Regions from separate parts of the Homo sapiens genome. Here region 2 is linked to region 1. Evidence: read pairs that join two places in POLR2A ChIA-PET (ENCODE). Cell type or tissue: OCI-LY7. All regions are shown on one strand. Links, peaks and the distances in the headings refer to the core of each region. The heading gives the core; the rest is flanking DNA.

Region 1 (2,917 bases), core at 217-2,716:
TTCTGTAAGGCCAGCATTACCTGATGCTAAAACCAGACAAGGACACACAAAAAAAGAAAACTATGAGAGAAAAATATCTCTCAGGAACATAGATGTAAAAATCCTCATCAAAATACTAGCAAACTAAATCTAACAACCATCAAAAATATAATACACCATGATCAAGTGGGATTTATCCCAGGAATGCAAAAAATGGTTCCACATATGCAAATCAATAAATGTGATACATTAACCAAAGGAAGGACAAAAACCATATGATCATCTCAATAAACACAGAAAAAGCATTTGATAAAATTTAACATCCTTCATGATAAAACGTCTCAACAAGTTAGGCGTAAAAGAAACATACCTCAAAATAACAAAAGCCATATATGACAAACCCACAGCTAACATCATACCACCTGGGGAAAAGCTAAAAGCCTTTCCTCTAAGAACTGGAATAAGACAATGATGCTCACCTTTACTATTCTTATTCAACATAGTGCTGGAAGTCCTAGCCTGATCGATTAGGAAAGAGGAAGAAATAAGGACATAATCCAAGTTGGAAAAGAAGTGAAAGTGTCTCTCTTTACAGATGACATGATCTTATACTTAGAAAAACCTAAAGACTACCAAAAAAGTCTTACAAATGATAAGTAAATCCAGTAAAGTTGAAGGATACAAAAACCAATATACAAAAATTGGTAGTTTCTATATAACCAGGATGAACTAATTAAAAAGAAATCAAGAAAGCAATCCCGCATTTCCACCCACTTCCCCACCCAGTGCCACTCTGGCTACCCTGCACTCGCTCTGAGCTCCAGGCTTCTGCTAAGTTAGCAACACCATGGTCTCCCTTTAGCTGCTCTCATGATTACCTACCCTGGCATCATCAGCCACAATAGTTCAACATGTATAAGATTTGGGAGATTGCAGACAGGCTTGCCTGGAGTTGGAGGGAAAGATGGTAAGTAGGACGCAGGGTAACACTGATGACTTGTTCATTGGTGGAAATGCCTCTGCTGAAGGCCCTTAGGGCAAAGGTGCCTCCCAAAGTGCTGGGATTACAGGTGTGAGCTACCGTGCCCGGCCAGGTCTAAATATTTGTAACGAACTGTTAAATAAAATATGTTCTACCCTCACATCTTGACAAATACACTTTTATAATAACCTGGAAGGGCAGGTTCCTATTTAGAATTCTCAGACTTCTTGGGGTCTCCAGATTATGGAGACAGCTGGCTCCCTGGCTGCCCATCCCTGGTCTGAGGGCATTTCCTCTTTTATTTCTACCTATGCCCCATCCTACACTACAAAGGGCTTTGTGGACACATGTGTGGACACCTGATGCTGCATAGCTAAGCTCTAACCACACCCACTTCATAAAATGTGTGTCCCCTGGGCATCCTTAGCCATTAGGGTTGTGTACTCCAGCTGTGCAGTCTGCCCTTAGGAGGACTTAATCAGGAAAGAGAATGTACTAGCCCTGTAAATAGGCTCCAAGTGGTTTGGGCAGATAATTCTGCAGTCTAAGGCACCCAGACGTAGATGAATAGTATTCCATTGTATAGATCACTTTGGGTAATATGGACGTTTTAACAACTTTAATCCTTCCAGTCCATGAGCATGAGCTATCTTTCCATTTATTTGTGTCTTCTATTTTTCTAATTATTTTTTAAATAGTTTTCAGTGTACTGATTTTTGTGTGTTGATTTTGGATCCTACAACTTTACTGTATTTGTTTATCTTAACAGTTTTTTGGTGGAGTCTCTGGGGTTTTCTATATATAAGGACACGTTATTGGCAAACAGGTGTAATTTAACTTCTCCCTTTCCTATTTGGGGAATGTCTTTTATTTCTTTCTCTTGCCTAATTGCTGTAGCTAGGATTTCCAATACTATGTTGAATAGAGGTGGCAAGAATGGACATCTCTGCGTTGTTCTGATCTTAGAAGAAAGGCTTTCCATTTTCACTGTAGTGTATAATATTAGCTGTGAACAAAATCTGCATTTTTAAACACCTGTTAGATTCTTACTGGGAGATGTTGAAGGCCTCTAAAAGTAAGAGGTAGGGTAGGGCTTTGTGTTGCTGTTCCCCCCAGACTCACTAAATGTTTGCATGTTACCTTGGTATCCAGCCCTAGATGGAATTCTGCTACCGCTGTAATCATTAGCAAGCAGGCGTGCTCTTCTTACAAGCTCAGCTCAGTCCCTTAGGCACTGTATCGGATGAGATAAGGAAAAGCTGCTGTAATAATAATACAGTGGTTTAAAGCAACAGTCCAAGGTGAATGTTCCAAGGTGGCAGGTGGTCTGCTTCATGAGCCACTCAGGGGCTCAGGTTCCTTCCAACGTGATTCTGCACTACTCTCTGGGCCTTTTGTTGTCTGCATAGCAAAGTTCTAGCCAACCAAATGGCAAGAAGGGAACAAGAACTCAGAATAGGCATATTCATGTTCTTAAGGTGTAGGCCCAGAAATCTAGGTATACATTCTTCTACTCACATGCCATCAGGTGAAACTTAGCCACATGAATACAGCTATCTGTTAGGTGAGCTGGATTGGGTGGTGTAGCCAAGCACCTAAGAAGAAGAGGAGAATGGACTATTTGGTAGAAAACTGGTTGTCTCCACCATTGGCACACTGCCAAGTATCTTGCAGGAAAGAATTAATCAAGGCAGATGCAATAATATTCTAGAGCCAAGTTAAGCTCACTTACTATTCAGAATAGGTAGCAGAATCTTCAGGTCCAAATCAGAGCCTGAGCCACAAAGACCACTCTGAAAGATATAGATAGGCTGCTGGGCTCATAAATTTTATGCACTTCTATACATATAAGGACACAGATTCTTCTACAGTATTGCTAATTAATCCAAATATTTTATTTTATTTTTATTTATTTATTTATTTTGAAACGGAGTCTCGCTCTATCGCCCAGGCTGG
Region 2 (2,917 bases), core at 185-2,684, 97 kb before region 1:
CACGGCACATAGTATGAGCTTAAGAATGAGCAAGGACATTTACAAATAAGTCGTTCAATGGCATGTCCTTGTTTTCAGAAATAAGCCTCCCTACAGCACTGTTTAGTGGAGAAAAATAAAAGCCAGCACCCAGGAACCCCATACTTCCCTTAAAGCATTTCTTCCCTCTTCTGTCCTCTCCCAGGTTCAGGACCTCCAGAATTCCTCCTCCTTTTGTAATCACCCATCAGGTTCTTCTTGCCTACTGCACAGATAAAACCAATGCACTGAGACACCACTATTGCAGTAGAGAAAGAGTCTAATTAACACATGGCTAGCCAAGCAACCAATGAGAGTTTATTACTCAAATCAGCCTCCCCAAGAGCTTAGAGGCAAGGGTTTTAATGTATAATTTGTCAGGTAGGGAGCTAGGGAATGGGTGCTGCTGACTGGTTGAGGATGGAATCATAGGGATGTGGAAAACAGTCCTCATGTGTTAAGTCTGCCTTTGGGTGGAGGCCACAGTACTAGCTGAGTCATGAGTCATGGGTCCAGGTGGGGTCAGCCAGTGATGTTATCCGTAGGAGCAATTTGGGCAGCCACAAGTCTTGTGAACTCTGGCTTCATGACTTCCGAGCAGTAAGGGATTATAGAAAAACAAGGGCTGGTTATTCTTTAACCATGCCTACGTTTTAGCAAAATTCAAGTCCCTCCCATAATTCTAATCTTGTGGCTTTTCATTAGTCTTACAAAGGTGGTCTTAGTCCCTGAGAAAGGAGGGGGCTAGTTTTAGGGAGAGACTGTTATCCTTGCTTCAAAGTTAAACTATAAACTAAATTCCTCCTGTGGTTAGCTTGGTGTATGCCAGGGAATGAGTGAGGACAGTCACCTAGTGAGACTAGAAGCAAGATGCAGTCAGCCATGCTAGACTTCTCTCGCTGTCATAATCTTTGCAAAGGCAGTTTTAGTCTTTTCCTCCTCCTCATGGCATCTCATGAAAAACATCTCCCTGCTGTACTCCTTCCCCTGCTCACCAAGCTCCCACACCACCAGCAGGGGACAGACTTCTAGATTATTAAACAGTATATTTAATATTCTAATCTGATGTAATTGCCTTTGGACAACTTCATAAAGTCCAGAAAGTTCCCAAAGATAGGAAGTGGGGGACAGAGACTGATCTTACATTTGTATGACCAAAAATGTCTCATTGTTCATCTTTTTGTTTTTATTGATTGAAACGGAACAGAGCAGATGTGTTAATCTGAGATGCTGAGGCTGATGGATCTCCAGTTTTAAATTTGAAGAACAGAAACCAATACCCTTTCCCCTAAATGATTATTCTTTTATGCTCCTTTATCCTCTGTTTTACCCCCAATCTGCTGTCTTTCAGGAGACAGTGTTTATCAGGTCTTTTCAGTCTGGCCTGTAGACTCAGGAATGGCTGCTGGAGGAGAGAGCTTATGGTTTTGTTTGTTCAGGCTGAGACACAACTGTTAATAATTGTCATCTAAAACCAAGTTAGAGGCCAGGCACGGTGGCTCACGCCTGTAATCCCAGCACTTTGGGAGGCCAACGGGAGCAGATCACTTGAGGTCAGGAATTGGAAACCAGCCTGGACAGCATGGCAAAACCCCATCTCTACTAAAAATACAAAAATGAGACTGGGCACAGTGGCTCACGCCTGTTGGGGGGCCTAGGCAGGTGGATCACGAGGTCAAGAGATGGAGACCATCTGGGCCAACATGGTGAAACCCTGTCTACTAAAAATACAAAAAATTAGCTGGGTGTGGGGGCGGGCACTTATAGTCCCAGCTACTGGGGAGGATGAGGCAGGAGAATCACTTGAACCTGGCAGGCGGAGGTTGCAGTGAGCCGAGATTGCACCACCGCACTCCAGCCTGGCGACAGAGCAAGGCTCAATTAAAAAAAAAAAAAAAAAAGATACAAAAATGAACCGGGTATGGTGACGCGTGCCTGTAATCCCAGCTACTCGGAAGACTGAGACAGAAGAATCACTTGAACCTGGGAGAGGATGTTGCAGTGAGCCGAGATTGCACCACTGCCCTCCAGCCTGGGCAACAGCGTGAGACTCCATCTCAAAAAATAAAATAAGGCCGGGCGCTGTGGCTCACGCCTGTAATCCCAGCACTTTGGGAGGCCGAGGCAGGCGGATCACGAGGTCAGGAGATCGAGACCATCCTGGCTAACACGGTGAAACCCTATCTGTACTAAAAAACACAAAAAATTAGCCGGGCGTGGTGGCGGGCGCCTGTAGTCCCAGCTACTCAGGAGGCTGAGGCAGGAGAATGGCATGAACCCGGGATGTGGAGCTTGCAGTGAGTTGAGACCGTGCCGCTGCACTCCAGCCTGGGGGACAGAGCGAGACTCCATCTCAAAAAATAAATAAATAAAATAAAATAAAATAAAATAAAACCAAGTTAGTTATCTGCTCCCGTGAACTCTAAACTTTCATTCAGATTGAAGATATGCTTTTAAAACATCAGGTGATTAGTTCAAAACAAGACAGCTTTTTTGAAAAACTGAAAACAAAATTCTTTTTTCCCAGAAAAGAAGAATCTTCTACAGGAATTCCCAATTTTCACTCAGAGAAAAAGATATAAATTTCTAGCAGTAAACAGATAGGCATTTTCTTTTCTTTTTTTTGAGATGAGTCTCACTCTGTCACCAGGCTGGAGTACAGTGGCACCATCTCAGCTCACTGCAAGCTCCGCCTCCCGGGTTCACGCTATTCTCCTGCCTCAGCCTCCTGAGTAGCTGGGACTACAGGCGCCCGCCACCACACCCCGCTAATTTTTTGTATTTTTATTAGAGACGGGGTTTCACCGTGTTAGCCAGGATGGTCTCGATCTCCTGACCTCGTGATCTGCCCGCCTCGGCCTTCCAAAAGTGCTGGGATTACAGGTGTGAGCCGCTGTGC

Evidence for each region. Peaks named below come from ENCODE experiments on the same cell type or tissue, not always from the same donor. Only the 100,000 strongest peaks of a DNase experiment are listed, where the experiment ranks them.
Region 2: POLR2A ChIA-PET joins it to region 1 with 7 read pairs; 4 of 35 experiments call an interaction of 5 or more read pairs at or near these places.

Annotation. Positions count from the first base shown.
Region 1 is chr4:83,236,421-83,239,337 of GRCh38, forward strand. No RefSeq gene overlaps it. Among named protein-coding and RNA genes, the nearest start is that of COQ2, 47 kb to the right of the region's middle. In OCI-LY7, for the core only: no CTCF peak of the experiment used is centred there; a DNase peak (open chromatin) is centred at 1,351.
Region 2 is chr4:83,139,263-83,142,179 of GRCh38, forward strand. It overlaps LOC124900167 (a long non-coding RNA gene), which reads right to left. Exons shown (of 5, transcript XR_007058167.1): 5 at 197-244. Among named protein-coding and RNA genes, the nearest start is that of PLAC8, 26 kb to the left of the region's middle. RefSeq lists an enhancer at 414-708. In OCI-LY7, for the core only: no CTCF peak of the experiment used is centred there; no DNase peak of the experiment used is centred there.